Linked DNA regions of Homo sapiens: region 2 is linked to region 1. The links are chromatin contacts, found by POLR2A ChIA-PET in ENCODE. All regions are on one chromosome and are shown on one strand. The core of a region is the stretch at or near the end of the contact, and the rest is flanking DNA. Distances in the headings are between cores, read along the strand shown. Region 1 holds the start of RPL9 (ribosomal protein L9). Region 2 has its middle 14 kb from the start of GSX2.

Region 1 (6,361 bases), core at 3,185-5,684:
TTCCAGCACTTTGGGAAGCTGAGGCAGGAGGATTGCTTGAGCCCAGGAGTCTGGAACCAGTCTGGGCAACATAGTGAAATCCTGCCTCTACAAAAAATCAAAGTTAGTCAGGCGTGGTAATGTGCACCTATACTCCCAGCTACTCAGAAGGCTGAGGAGAGAGGATCACTTGAGCCTGGGAGGTCAAGGCAATTGTACCACAGCACTCCAGCATAGACAACAGAGCAATGCCCTGTCTTCAAAAAAAAAAAAAAAAGGCTGTTAAACTGCCCAACTCTATATTAAGATTAGAGTGTAGTGAGCATGTCCTATAGAGGTGTACTCCCTTACATAATTATGTAAGAATGGACAGACTTGAATTTTTATTTTTTAAGATGGAGTCTCACTGTCGTCCAGGCTGGAGTGCAGTGGTGCCATCTCAGCTCACTGCAATCTCCACCTCCCAAGCTCAAGTGATTCTCCAGCCTCAGACTTCCAAGTAGCTGGGACTACAGGCTCACGCCACCACGCCCAGCTAATTTTTTTTGTATTTTATTAGAGACGGGGTTTCACCATGTTGGCCAGGCTGGTCTTGAACTCCTGACCTCAGGTGATCCTCCCACCTCGGCCTTCCGAAGTACTGGAATTATAGGTGTGAGCCACCGCACCTGGCCAAAATCCAATTTTTAAATTAAAAACTTTACGAATGTATATACTTCATATGTGCAAATAAAAAAGTCTGAAAGATTATATACTGAAGAGTTAAAGGTAAAGGAGTATGGTTTATATATGGCATTGCGTATGTGACATACCTTCATATTTAATTTTATATTCTTTCCAACAAATCATATATCTAATTTGCAATATAAAACAAACAAAGCCTTGTTTCCAAACTCGTAGGGCAAAAAATCTCTTTGTTTGCCGGAAAAATGATTCTAAATATATTTCCATTCCTGGTAGTAATGTATCACTTAACATATTTACTTTCTTTGCTATTATTTATATATTTATTAATAATTTTTAAGTTATATAAACGTAGAAACATGGCTTTTGGTGAAGAGGGATAGTTTACACTTTGACAACTTACTGTATGGAGATTTAAATTCCGCAAAGTATTTTTCAGTTTATTGTAATTTTTCCCCATGGGAATCTCTGTCTTTAGCCATGGAGGTAGTCTTAACCTAAGGAAAGCCAAACATAACTATCTATTAACAAATATGCTGCCAAATAATTACACAGCTTTGAAGTTAATTTCTTCTATTACAATTCCTAGTTAATAATTTTTTCTATAACCTTAGAATAACTCTTATAATTTCTGTCATAGGAGTAAGAACACAGAATCAAATTTAGCCTTGCTCAAACCACTTTAGAAAACACCAATAATGGCCGGATGTGGTGGCTCATGCCTGTAATCCCAGCACTTTGGGAGGCCGAGGTGGGCGGATCACAAGGTCAGGAGTTCGAGACTAGTTTGGCCAATATGGTGAAGCCCTGTCTCTACTAAAAATACAAAAATTAGCCGGGCGTGGTGGCAGGCGCCTGTAGTCCCAGCTACTTGGGAGGCTTAGGCAGAAGAATCCCTTGAACCCAGGAGGCGGAGCTTGCAGTGAGCCAAGATTGTGCCACTGCACTCCAACCTGGGTGACAGAGCAAGACTGTCTCAAGAACAAACAAACAAAAAGAAAACACCAATAATGGAGTGTAACAGGGCGCTATACTCACGTCTACCTTTTTTGCAAAGGCAGAGTTACACTATTCTAATAAGAGAATGAGCAAGTTTTCAAATATCTCATCCCTCATGAATGATACTGCCAAAAAGTACTCTACTTGTTTAGACTGAGGAAAGATCACAACTGTGCACTGTCTGCTCTACATTCTAGATTTTATAGTGGTTACTCAATGGAAAAAAGATCTAAAATTTGGACTGGAGACTGTGTATCCTTGGTTCTCCATGACTTCCATCCACTTGTGATATAGAAGGAGCAGGATTAAGTTATCTTTCAACTCAATCTACCTTCTACATAAAATTCCATCATTCTTTTAAATTAAGGCAAGGTATCCATAGGTCACATGTAAATTGACTAGGAGAAGCACAAGTTAGATCATCAACAGCTACTAACCCAGATCTAACAGACTAGTAGCAAAGCAGTAATCTTTACTCTGAAGAAGTTGGATGCTGGGTAGAAAATGGGGAGATGGCAGTGTAACATAGTAAGGGCAAGAGAAAAGAGAAAGATTCCAAAAATTTCATCTGCTTACTTGTTCTATCTAGTTCTGTTATCACATCTTTCTAATGATTTTTAGCTAAATTTAACAAGTCTGATATTAAAAACAGATTCTAGGGCTTGGTTATATCTGAAAATAATGCACAATAAAGGAACGGGACGTTAAAATTATCTCAAATTTTCAATTACCTTTCTCCTTTCTGGCGTTTTAGGTTTCCTTTATATTCATCCCAGGTGCTCCTGTCTGCAAGATCACCAGATACAAAATCTTGAAGGTCTGGTCCATTCTGTAGGAGTTCCTTTTTTTTATCTGGCAAGGAGCTTAACGGTCTGACTGGGCTGCAAAAATATCTCCCAAATACCTAAAGAAAGAGTTAATTATGACGTTTATTTAGTGGAGTCCGTAATAATTTAGTTTTAACCCATCATAACACCTAAACGGAAGGGTAAAGCCAAAAAAGTGATTCAGAAATTATGTCAAACTAGGAGCTCTAGTATTCTAGGGCATTAGAATATAAAAGATGACTGAAGGAACCAAACCTAAAAGAGAGTAAGAGTTGACTGTTTACTACTGAGTTTAGAATAGATTTGGAAATCTGTTTTTTTTTTTTTTTTTTTGAGACGGAGTCTTGCTCTGTTGCCCAGGCTGGAGTGCAGTGGCGCAATCTTGGCTCACCGCAAGCTCCGCCTCCCGGGTTCACGCCATTCTCCTGCCTCAGCCTCCTGAGTAGCTGGGACTACAGGCGCCCGCCACCACGCCCGGCTAATTTTTTTGTATTTTTAGTAGAGACAGGGTTTCACCATGTTAGCCAGGATGGTCTCGATCTCCTGACCTCAGGTGATCCACCTGCCTCGGCCTCCCAAAGTGCTGGGATTACAGGCGTAAGCCACCGCACCCGGCCCGAAAATCTCTGGAACTAACATATATCACACTTTCATGTACTCCACCTACCAGGAACTAGATGTTTGTCTTTCAACAAGATTGAACTGCAATAACTGAAGAAGGTGCCACAGTTTAAAACTGTTCTGGTCCTGACTTGAATCAGGGGCGTTTAAAGTGAAGTGTGCAATAAATCTCTCGAGCTTTGAATAATTGTTGAAACGTAGGTTAATAATGCCCAATTAGTTTCAGACAACTGGAAGGTTAAAACCAAGCCTAACGTTTTTACTTTCTTTTTCTTTTTTTTTTTTTGAGATGGAGTCTCGCTCTGTCGCCCAGGTTGGAGTGCAGTTGCGCGATCTCGGCTCACTGCAACCTCCGCCTCGCGGGTTCAAGCGATTCTCCTGCCTCAGCCTGGCGAGTAGCTGGGACTACAGGCGCACGCCACCACGCTCAGCTAATTTTTGTATTTTTAATAGAGGCGGGGTTTCACCATGTTGGCCAGGATGAACGTTTTTACTTTCTAGGTTACATTGTTTCTGTGTTTGAACGTGGCAGTCAAGAACATAAGAAATCATGGTATTCGGCTTTTACATCTGAACACAAACGTGTATGAGATAGCCAAAACACTACAAAATCCACGAGTCTGCACATGTATCTCAAAAGAACCTTCGACAACTCAAAGAGTGCCTGTTAGGGTGTTGCACGATTGCTACTGCACTTCTCAATGTCTGCCGCTGAAGCCTAGCGGACAGGTTTGTGTTCTCTGCGGCTAGAGTGGTGTCTCACACACAGTAAGAGTCCAAGACAGAATAGCTATGTGGGGTGCTCACTGCAGTGCTCCATAAATATAGGGTACAAACCACTCTAAGCAGAAAATAAGTCCTCGGTGCTGGCCCAGAGAGACTTGCAAACAAACTGATGCCAGAGACTCTATATCATGGGGCTGGCGGGATAATTACATGAGATTACACGAAAAACGTTTAAAACTGCCGTTGGCTAGTAGTAAATGTTCAGTAAATGCACTGGCCTTTATTATTGGGCATGGGCGCTCTGAAGGGATAGGATCCCCCCACCCCACGCCCAAACCCGTTCGCCCCGCCGCTCACCCGGGGCCCCAGGGTGCGGGCTGCATCCCCGCAGCGTAGAGACATTTCCTCTTTAGGACTAGCGCAGTGCAGGGGTTGAGGGATCGCTAACTCCCGGGAAAGGACAGGTCGAAATTACGTCGCTCCATTTATGACAAGCAGCCAAGCTGCTCCACGATTGGCTGCTTTAGCCTTACGTGCGTCGCGCACTCATGACGCAATACGCAGGCCCCTTACGCGATACAAGTACGTAATGACGACAGACGTTCTTTCTTTGCTGCGTCTACTGCGAGGTAAGGATGTTTCTGTGCTCGTGGGGGTACTGGGAATCTGAAACCATCTGCTCTGGGAAAGGCTGCGGCGCGGCTCCCACTCTCGGAACCTTGTCCTGTTTGTCCCCCAGCTCGGCAAGCGCCATATGAGCCTGGCGGCGCCAGATGCGAATCCTGTTGTGGGCTTTTTGGCCTATTCCCGCCCCTCAGTCTTGCCGGGATGGCACCGCCCGCATAGGACTTCCAGGGTTGGGCTGAGTGGGAGTTCGACTGCTGGGCCTCGTAATTCTCGCTTTGGGGCTGCTCCTTCCAGGCTGGGACACACTGGGGCCCGCTGTCGGTCTCCCGTCCTCCGACATCTTGTCTGGAACTTCCGCCTGGCAGTCTCCAGTAGGAGTGGAGCTCTGTGCGGCGTAGTTTGGTGGAAAAACGGGCCTTGCGTCGGCCTCACCCCCAGTGTTTGTGTTTCAGAATGAAGACTATTCTCAGCAATCAGACTGTCGACATTCCAGAAAATGGTATGAGACTTGATGTCTTTTACTTACATCTTTACTGCACGTTCCAAGCGTTGTGTGGCCTGACGAGTGTGTTCTCTCTTCTAGTCGACATTACTCTGAAGGGACGCACAGTTATCGTGAAGGGCCCCAGAGGAACCCTGCGGAGGGACTTCAATCACATCAATGTAGAACTCAGCCTTCTTGGAAAGAAAAAAAAGAGGGTGAGGGTTTTTCTTCTGATAATTCAGTTGCTCGTTGGAAGGTGGTTTATAACAGCATCACATTTGGTTGCTTTAACAATTTTCGAATTAAGGTTCAGTGCTTCAGCTTTAAATGTTGCTGTCCAGAATACCAGCCTGTTCAGTGAAATTGAAAAACCAGATTCTGAACACAGCCAATTATATAAAGCTCAAATGTAATAGTGGTCATCAGTGACACGTCTTAATGGTGTTAGAAGTTTGGTTTATTTTCCTAGTGATTGCTTTGTAAAAATCACAGGAACCGGCAGTAGGTCATTTAAACCTGATGATTTAATTTTCCAGAAGGGAAGTTTGTTGCAACTTCTACAAAGCTTAACTGTTGGGAGGTTTTATAGGTGGTTGGATTTTTCCAGTTGAAAACCATGTGCTTTGATAAGGGTTAATTCTAGAATCTTAAAGTAATTCGGTAAGTGGTCTGTTGTCTTTTAAGCCTGCATATTTCTGGAAAGAATACATTTTTTGTTCTGTTACAGCTCCGGGTTGACAAATGGTGGGGTAACAGAAAGGAACTGGCTACCGTTCGGACTATTTGTAGTCATGTACAGAACATGATCAAGGGTGTTACACTGGTAAGCAGATGTATCAGACTTCCTTGTTTTGGAAAGGGAGGTTTCTCAAACCTGTGCTTTATACAGCGTAAGTGTCTCTTTCAGAGAATGGGTCATGTATTTTATTTGGTGTAATACGCAAGAACTTGGCAAAAATAGGCATCTGTGGGTCTTTAAGCGATAGAGCTGAGAGCAAAGACCAGATGGGTACAACATGTTTGTTTTTTTCTGTTGTTGGGTTTTTTTTTTTTTTAATCAAGGCTGGGGTCTCGCTATTTTGTCCAGGCTGAGCTCAAGTGATCCTCCCACCTTGGCCTCCCATAGTACTGGGATTGCAGGCATGAGCCACCATGCATGGCTAGATGGGTACAACTTTTAAAAAGTAGGCTAATGATGAATTTTCATACCTTCCGAATTCTTTAAGATAGGAAATCTACAGTTGCAGTACTAGTTGGTAGTCACATCTCACCATCAGGACCCCTTGTTGGGATAGAAAAAGATGTAGTTTCTGAGTTTTCTGTCTGCTGCCATAATGTATGTCATTATTCTTTCCAACCCACCGTCTCTCCCCTCAAGATAAAAAGTTCATGCTGAAATGGTTTTCTTTGCATT
Region 2 (6,361 bases), core at 2,686-5,185, about 15 Mb before region 1:
TTTTAGAGAAGCTGACTTATTAAAAACATTTTTTGATATTTTGATCAAATATTTTGATCACTATATATGTGTGTGTATATATATATATATATATATATGGAATGTGGTGGTGGGATCATAGCTCACTGTAGCCTTGAACTCCTAGGCTCAAGCTGATCACAATATAATTTTGTTTAAAACCAAAATTTTTAAAGATTGGATTTCATTATTGAGATGTTTTCCCAAGGAAAAAAAATCAAAAAGAAGGCTTGAAAGATTGGAGAACCGATTGCAGATCTAGGTTCTTGAATTTAACAGCAAGAAAGGAATTCTGTCCTTATGTAACTGACCTATCTCATGTTATAAGTAGGGAGACTGAGGTCTCAAGGGATGAAATGGTCTTAGTGGTCAGTCTCTCCTACAGTCACCAAATAGGACCATATCAGCTTTGTTCCTCTACCTACAGTTTTATACACTTGCAGGAAGATGCCCTGGAAACTAGGAGAAGAGAAGGTACAGGAGTTCCAGGTTCCTGCATTACCCTCAGGTCTCTGTTGCTGGCACCTCCATCTTCTGGTGGCTCTTGCCCAAATCCTTTGAATCTTCTGTGACTCCTCTCTTGCTCTTTCTCTAATCCTGTACATTTAACCCATCATGAAGTCCTGAAGGCTTTAACTTCAAATGTAACTGGAAACTGACCACTTCTTAACACTCCAACTACTATCGCACGGGTCCAAGCCATCACCACTGCATAGGGATGACTGGGTTCATTCTTCCTATACTTGCCTCTACAATCTGTTCTCAACAGAGCAGCCAGAAGGATCGTTTTGAAATAGAAGTCTGATCAGGTCAGACCAAGAACAAAAGGCCCTCCATGATGCCACCATGGCTGTCTCTGACCACTCCAACCACTGGCCTACTTGCTCCCTCTGTTTTCCTTGCTGGTCTGGCCCTCTCTAGCCTTCCCCTCTGTTGAGAACTCTTCCCCTACAAGCTCACACGTCTTACTTCCTCACCTTTAGGTCTTTCCTCCAAAGACACTTTCTTACTGTCTTTTTTCTTTTTTGCTTTGAAATTTAGAAACAAATTTTATTTAAGATCTGAAATGTAATTCCTAAAATATCAACTTTTTCAGAAAACTGTGGCTTACACAATAATGCATTGCCTCTATCACGTTACAACATGCATTAGACTCAAATGCAAAAACCATGAAACAAACGACCACCCTTCAACAATTTGCGCAAAGACAGAATGCCTAAGGAACAACATAGACGGATTTGCAGAGGATGGGCTGTTTTACTTCAAGCATCATTAAAAAAAAGAGAACAAATGCATGGGTTTTTGGGTATATATATCAAATTGAATGTTTGGCACTAGGAGTCAGGGCATTTTGTCATGTAGCATTAACACATATTAGAAAATTGTGTAGTGTCAAAGGGGTAGAACCACCAGCATTCAAGCAATGTTGTCAACTAGGCAATAAAATGTTCCACTGAATATTTCTTCTTTGTTCTAATTACTGCATACCCTGGTAGCAACTTTGAAATGAGAAAAGGAGCTTACACTCCTTTTATTTTCTGTTTAAAACAGAACAGAAAACAAACTGAAACATAAGCCCTGTTTTACATTAACAATGTTAAAGAATATCCATTTTACAAGAAAAAGACTAAGAACAAAAAGTGTTTCCAGATCTCAGGGAAATAACAGTGAATGGTCTGTAGACCAGCACAGGGCTTTGTGGTGGTACTTAGCAGAAGCTACTTTGTAATCACCGCCAGTAAAAAGAGATGCAGAATTCTTTGCCAGATATTTTAGGAAATCATGCAAATGGCCCAACAATAACGCAAGGCTCTTCTCATCAAGGGATATATAGGCCAACATTTCTCCTATTCTTACAAATAACCTCAGTAGGTGTGTGCCCCTTAAACCTGGGACACAGGAGCATCAGGGTGAGCCAAGAGGATTTCTGCATACAGGGGCCTCTCAAATTTGTAGAGCAGCTGAGTGCCTAACATCACGTCGAAATATTCTTTTATTCTTGTCACAATTTCATTAACTGCCTATGCCTTATTATCGACGTTTCCCTGCGATGTTTTACAATTTGCATACTCCTTTAGAATTGCATCTACATTTTGCTTAGCAGGGAGTTAAAACAGCTGCTTCTGCTTGGTAACTAAGTTCCAGTCCCCAGCAAGCCATGGTTTCGATTCTTCAGGCATCTTCACTTTAACTTCCATTCTGTTCTTAAATGCGTCCTCGCTTTCAACAGTGAGGTCTGCCCAGGCTCTTTCCTTCCCTGGGGTCTGAGGTGCTTTGCTGGTACTGCCCCCATATCTGTTTCCAGGAGTCCTCTGTTTGTTCTTTCTGGTCTTCCTCACGGATCCTGAAGCTAAGAAGTTCTCTGCAGAGCGACCCCACATCTTCCTGAGAGAGGTGGTTCAAGATTTTTCTGCTGTGGACCAGCTGCCTTCTTTCCTGAGGAGGCCCCTCTCATCTCTGCATGTTGCTTCTAGTTGGTTTTTTGAAGTTGTCTTCTTCTGCAGATTGTTGTCCATGAGATTGAGAACCCGGCTTTCTGGAACTCATTCAACCCTTTTTATTCCAACCAACAATCTTTCTTCTTTCCAAGAACTCCTAGGGATTTCCCAAAAGGACTCTTATAGATCTTGCAGGATGGTCTAGGAGGATACAGTGGGAGATACAATCCAAGATTCTGTAATCAGAGGTTTCTACAATCAGGATCAGATCTCCTGAGCCTTACTGTACAGCAAACTTAGCTTTTCTGAATGGTGACCTGAAATGAGAATCCAGATCTTTCTAGCTGCCGCTTTCTCACTCTTTTTAAAATATCAAAGCTGCTACTGTGCCTTCTGCACTCCCAATCCCTTTTCCATGCTCTATTTTTTTCTCCCATAGCAGTCATCACTTTCCAACTATATGCTACATAATATCTTCTGTTTATGTTTATCGTCTGAATCTCCCTGCTAGAATGGAAGCTCCTGCAGGATATTTATGTCTACTGGGTTCATTGAGAACAACCACCCTATGAGAAGAGGGCCATTATTATTTCAAAGAGAGGGTGAATTTACATCCAGGACCTCCTAAACCAAACCCCAAACTCAATGGTGCAGTAAAAGGGTGAGGTTGGGATGGAGATGAAATGGATTTGCACTGATTTCAATGCATCATCTTATTACTATCATCATCTGTCTCATAATCTTCTCCATGCCCCTCTGCTTGAGGGCAGAGCCCAAAACTTGTGTATGACCAGCATTTTGCAAGCTGGTTGCACATGAATCAAAGGCCTAGTGGAAGCTTCAAAATGAATGAGATCTAAGCTATCTTGTTTACATGCTTTCCTAAGCATATAAAGCAGAACCTGGCAGAGGAGATGCTCAATAATTTATGAAGGATTGAAAGAAGAATGTCAGTGTTCTAGGTGGATGCTTCCTCACCATTCTATTTTACCTGTATACAGGACTGCAGTTTATAAAGACTCTAACCAGTTATGTCCTTGGGTTAGCACAATTATTTAAGCTAGATAGGACTTTTTGTTTTTTTTTTAACTGTTATTTCCACAATAAGATATTGAGAGGTTAAACGACTTGCCAAAATCAGATCCTGGATTTAGACTTGCAATCAAAGTATCATTTTGTTTTTGGTGGGAGACAAGTTCCCTTTCCAGACCTCCTGGCTAAATGAGGAAAACTAATAAGTTACTGGATTTACTGTGGATGCTTCTAAATCCAGTGGCCCTGAGATTAGGGCTAAGGTTCTCCCTCCACTGTCGGCCTGTGGAATTCTTTAGCTGCTCACATCACAGCTACATGAACAGTTTTTGGGAAACACACCATAATGGCCACATCCTCTTGTTTTTATAATTTACACAGGGTTGAAAACAAGAGATATTGTCTTGTTGTTAGCTAGAGCTCATTTGGAGTCTGCCCTGAGTCTCTGGACTTGGCTCGATGCCCTTCCTCATCTGACTGCTCTGGGCAAACCAACTACTGTCTTAGTCATTGTATTACTCTGTTTGGATTCTCTGTCAGTCCATCAGATTTAGCTGATGAGCTCATTGACTGAAAATTGATTGAGCAAGACAGTGTCCCTAATTCTGTATGCATACACAGCACCATTGTCTTCCACAGATACTTCGTAATAATTGGCATCCCCCTACGAGATCATTGGTATCTCAATAATTAAAATCAATAGCTGTTGTTAAGGCAAGAATTTATCATAGTAACCTACAAAAGTGGTAAAAAGGTAATATAATTCAGAAGATAGATGTAAATATAAAATTACCAATTCTGAACAGGTTTTTAAAGATAATACTTGTTCCTTAAGGACATTCATATTTAATAAAATAAATGAGTTATTTCTTTATCATTTGAATGACATAAATTGTTACTTTTTTATGTGAGTGGGGAAAATATAGCACTTTAACATTTTGAGATAAGGAGTAGAACACTTTATTTATATCAATTCAGTGTTTAGCTTTTCACAGATTTTGTCTCTATGCTACCTGTTTGATTTTTTTTTTTTTTTTTTTTTTGAGACAGAGCAAGGCTGTGTCTCCCAGGCTGGAGTTTAGTGGTGAAACCTTGGCTCATTGCAACCTTCGCCTCCTGAGTTCAAGTGGTTCTCATGTGTCAGCCTCCCGAGTAGCTGAGATTGCAGGTATACACCACCACGCCTGACTAATTTTTTATACTTTTTTGAGTATACTCTAATTTTTTGCTTTCTGGGGTTTTACCATGTTGGCCAGGTTGGTCTCAAACTCCTGGCCTCAAGTGACCTGTCTGCCCTGGCCTCCCAACGTACTGGGATTACAGGTGTAAGCCACTGTGCTTAGCCTGTTAGAATTTAATAGGTCTCAGTTATACACTATTTCACTATTCTGGGTGCTCTAAAGCATCAGTGACAATAATTATGAATGTAGAAGGTGCATTGGTAGCCAAAGTTAACTATGTCATTGCTGTCCTTGAGAGGGGTTTTTACCTGTGTTTTCTTTTTTTTTTGTAATTTTTCTGAGATCAGACAAGTTAGTTAGATTCCAAACAATATGGGCCTAATATAATCACAATTCCATTTAAATTGGCCAAAGAATGACCCTTATCCAGACAGGACTCTTAGTGTACTTAGCTGTCAACAAAATATAAAACTTATCAGAATAATGGCTACTTTTAAATATAAGGCCTGCATCATATTGTTAGAGGAACTTCTGGAAATAGGAGACAGTTGCTATTAAAATTCAATTTAGTTTAATTCACCATTATTTACTGAGTGCCTACATATGTTAGGTACTAGGGCTACAAAGATGACTAGACCCCGGGCTGGGCACAGTGGCTCACCTAACCATAGCCATCAATGAATTCAAGTAAGTGTGTGATAGTGGCATGCAACAACTGTGGAACCATGGAGGAGAGATCTGTTCTTTCTTCCTGCTGGCATCATGGACTCTGAGACTGAGGCTTGAACTATTTCTAGGAGATGCTCAGAGTAAAAACAACAGCAGGAGAAGAGACTTCTAGGCCAAAGTTTCAAGAGTGAGCACAGGCCCAGAGGATGGATATGCATTAAGCTGCATGCAGGAGACAGAAGCAGGAAGGGCTGCTTAGTGGCAGAAAGCAAAGAGTGTGAGTGGCAGGTGAAGAAGTATGAAGGCCTCTGTAGTAAGATGAATGGTCTTTGAAGGATGCTAAGCAGAAAATTGAAATGATTATATTGTAATCATTGTAAAGGATGGGATTGGAAGAGAGAGAAACCAGAGACAGTTAGTGTCCAGTACCAAAGTCCAGACTTGAAATGATAAGTGTCACATTAATCAGTAGTGGTGGGAATGGAGAGGAGAGAATAAATTCAAGAGTAATTTGGAAGGTAGCACCAATGAGCCTTGGTTACTAATTAGATAGGACAGGGGTACAGAAAGACAAATGGGTCAGTGGGGACTTGGGTTTCTAGCTCAGGTGTCTGTATTGAATATGATTGTGTTAACAAATATAGTGGTTACAGATGAAAGATAAGCAGTTTTTTGTTGTTTCAGATGAGACTGTAGATAGAGTGAATGGAACAGAAAAAAGATAAATTGGTTGTAAACATTTTGAGTTTTAAGTGCTATAAGAATAGCCAAGAGGAAATTTTTGATGTAGAGTAGCAGTTGGAAATATGGATCTGAATTTAACAGAAATTGAGATTGGAGTTGGGCGTGGTGGCTCATGCCTGTAATCCCAGCACTTTGGGAGGCTGAGGTGGGTGGATCACCTGAGGTCAGGAGTTCGAGACCAGCCTGACCAACATAGTGAAACCCCGTCTCTACTAAAAATACAAAATTAGCTGGGTGAGGTGGCACATCCCTGTAATCCCAGCTACTTGGCTGGCTGAG

Evidence for each region. ChIA-PET counts read pairs that join two places held with the same protein, here RNA polymerase II (POLR2A).
Region 2: POLR2A ChIA-PET joins it to region 1 with 13 read pairs in AG04449. The contact joins the enhancer-like site here to the promoter of RPL9 in region 1. POLR2A ChIA-PET finds 5 or more read pairs at or near these places in 2 of 52 experiments (AG04449 and activated T-cell).

Annotation. Positions count from the first base shown.
Region 1 is chr4:39,456,995-39,463,355 of GRCh38, reverse strand. It overlaps RPL9 (ribosomal protein L9), which reads left to right and starts at 4,434. Exons shown (of 8, transcript NM_000661.5): 1 at 4,434-4,465; 2 at 4,916-4,962; 3 at 5,047-5,162; 4 at 5,675-5,770. The coding sequence starts at 4,917. It overlaps LIAS (lipoic acid synthetase), which reads right to left and starts at 4,300. Exons shown (of 11, transcript NM_006859.4): 1 at 4,194-4,300; 2 at 2,394-2,566; 3 at 1,067-1,160. The coding sequence starts at 4,238. RefSeq lists enhancers at 3,773-3,822, 4,193-4,487, 4,683-5,433 and a silencer at 4,203-4,252.
Region 2 is chr4:54,083,130-54,089,490 of GRCh38, reverse strand. It overlaps a transcript of CHIC2 not described here and the pseudogene MORF4L2P1. Among named protein-coding and RNA genes, the nearest start is that of GSX2, 14 kb to the left of the region's middle. Within about 2 kb of position 3,935, at least 5 of the 41 ENCODE cell types and tissues checked have a DNase peak (open chromatin) inside an H3K27ac peak, as active enhancers do.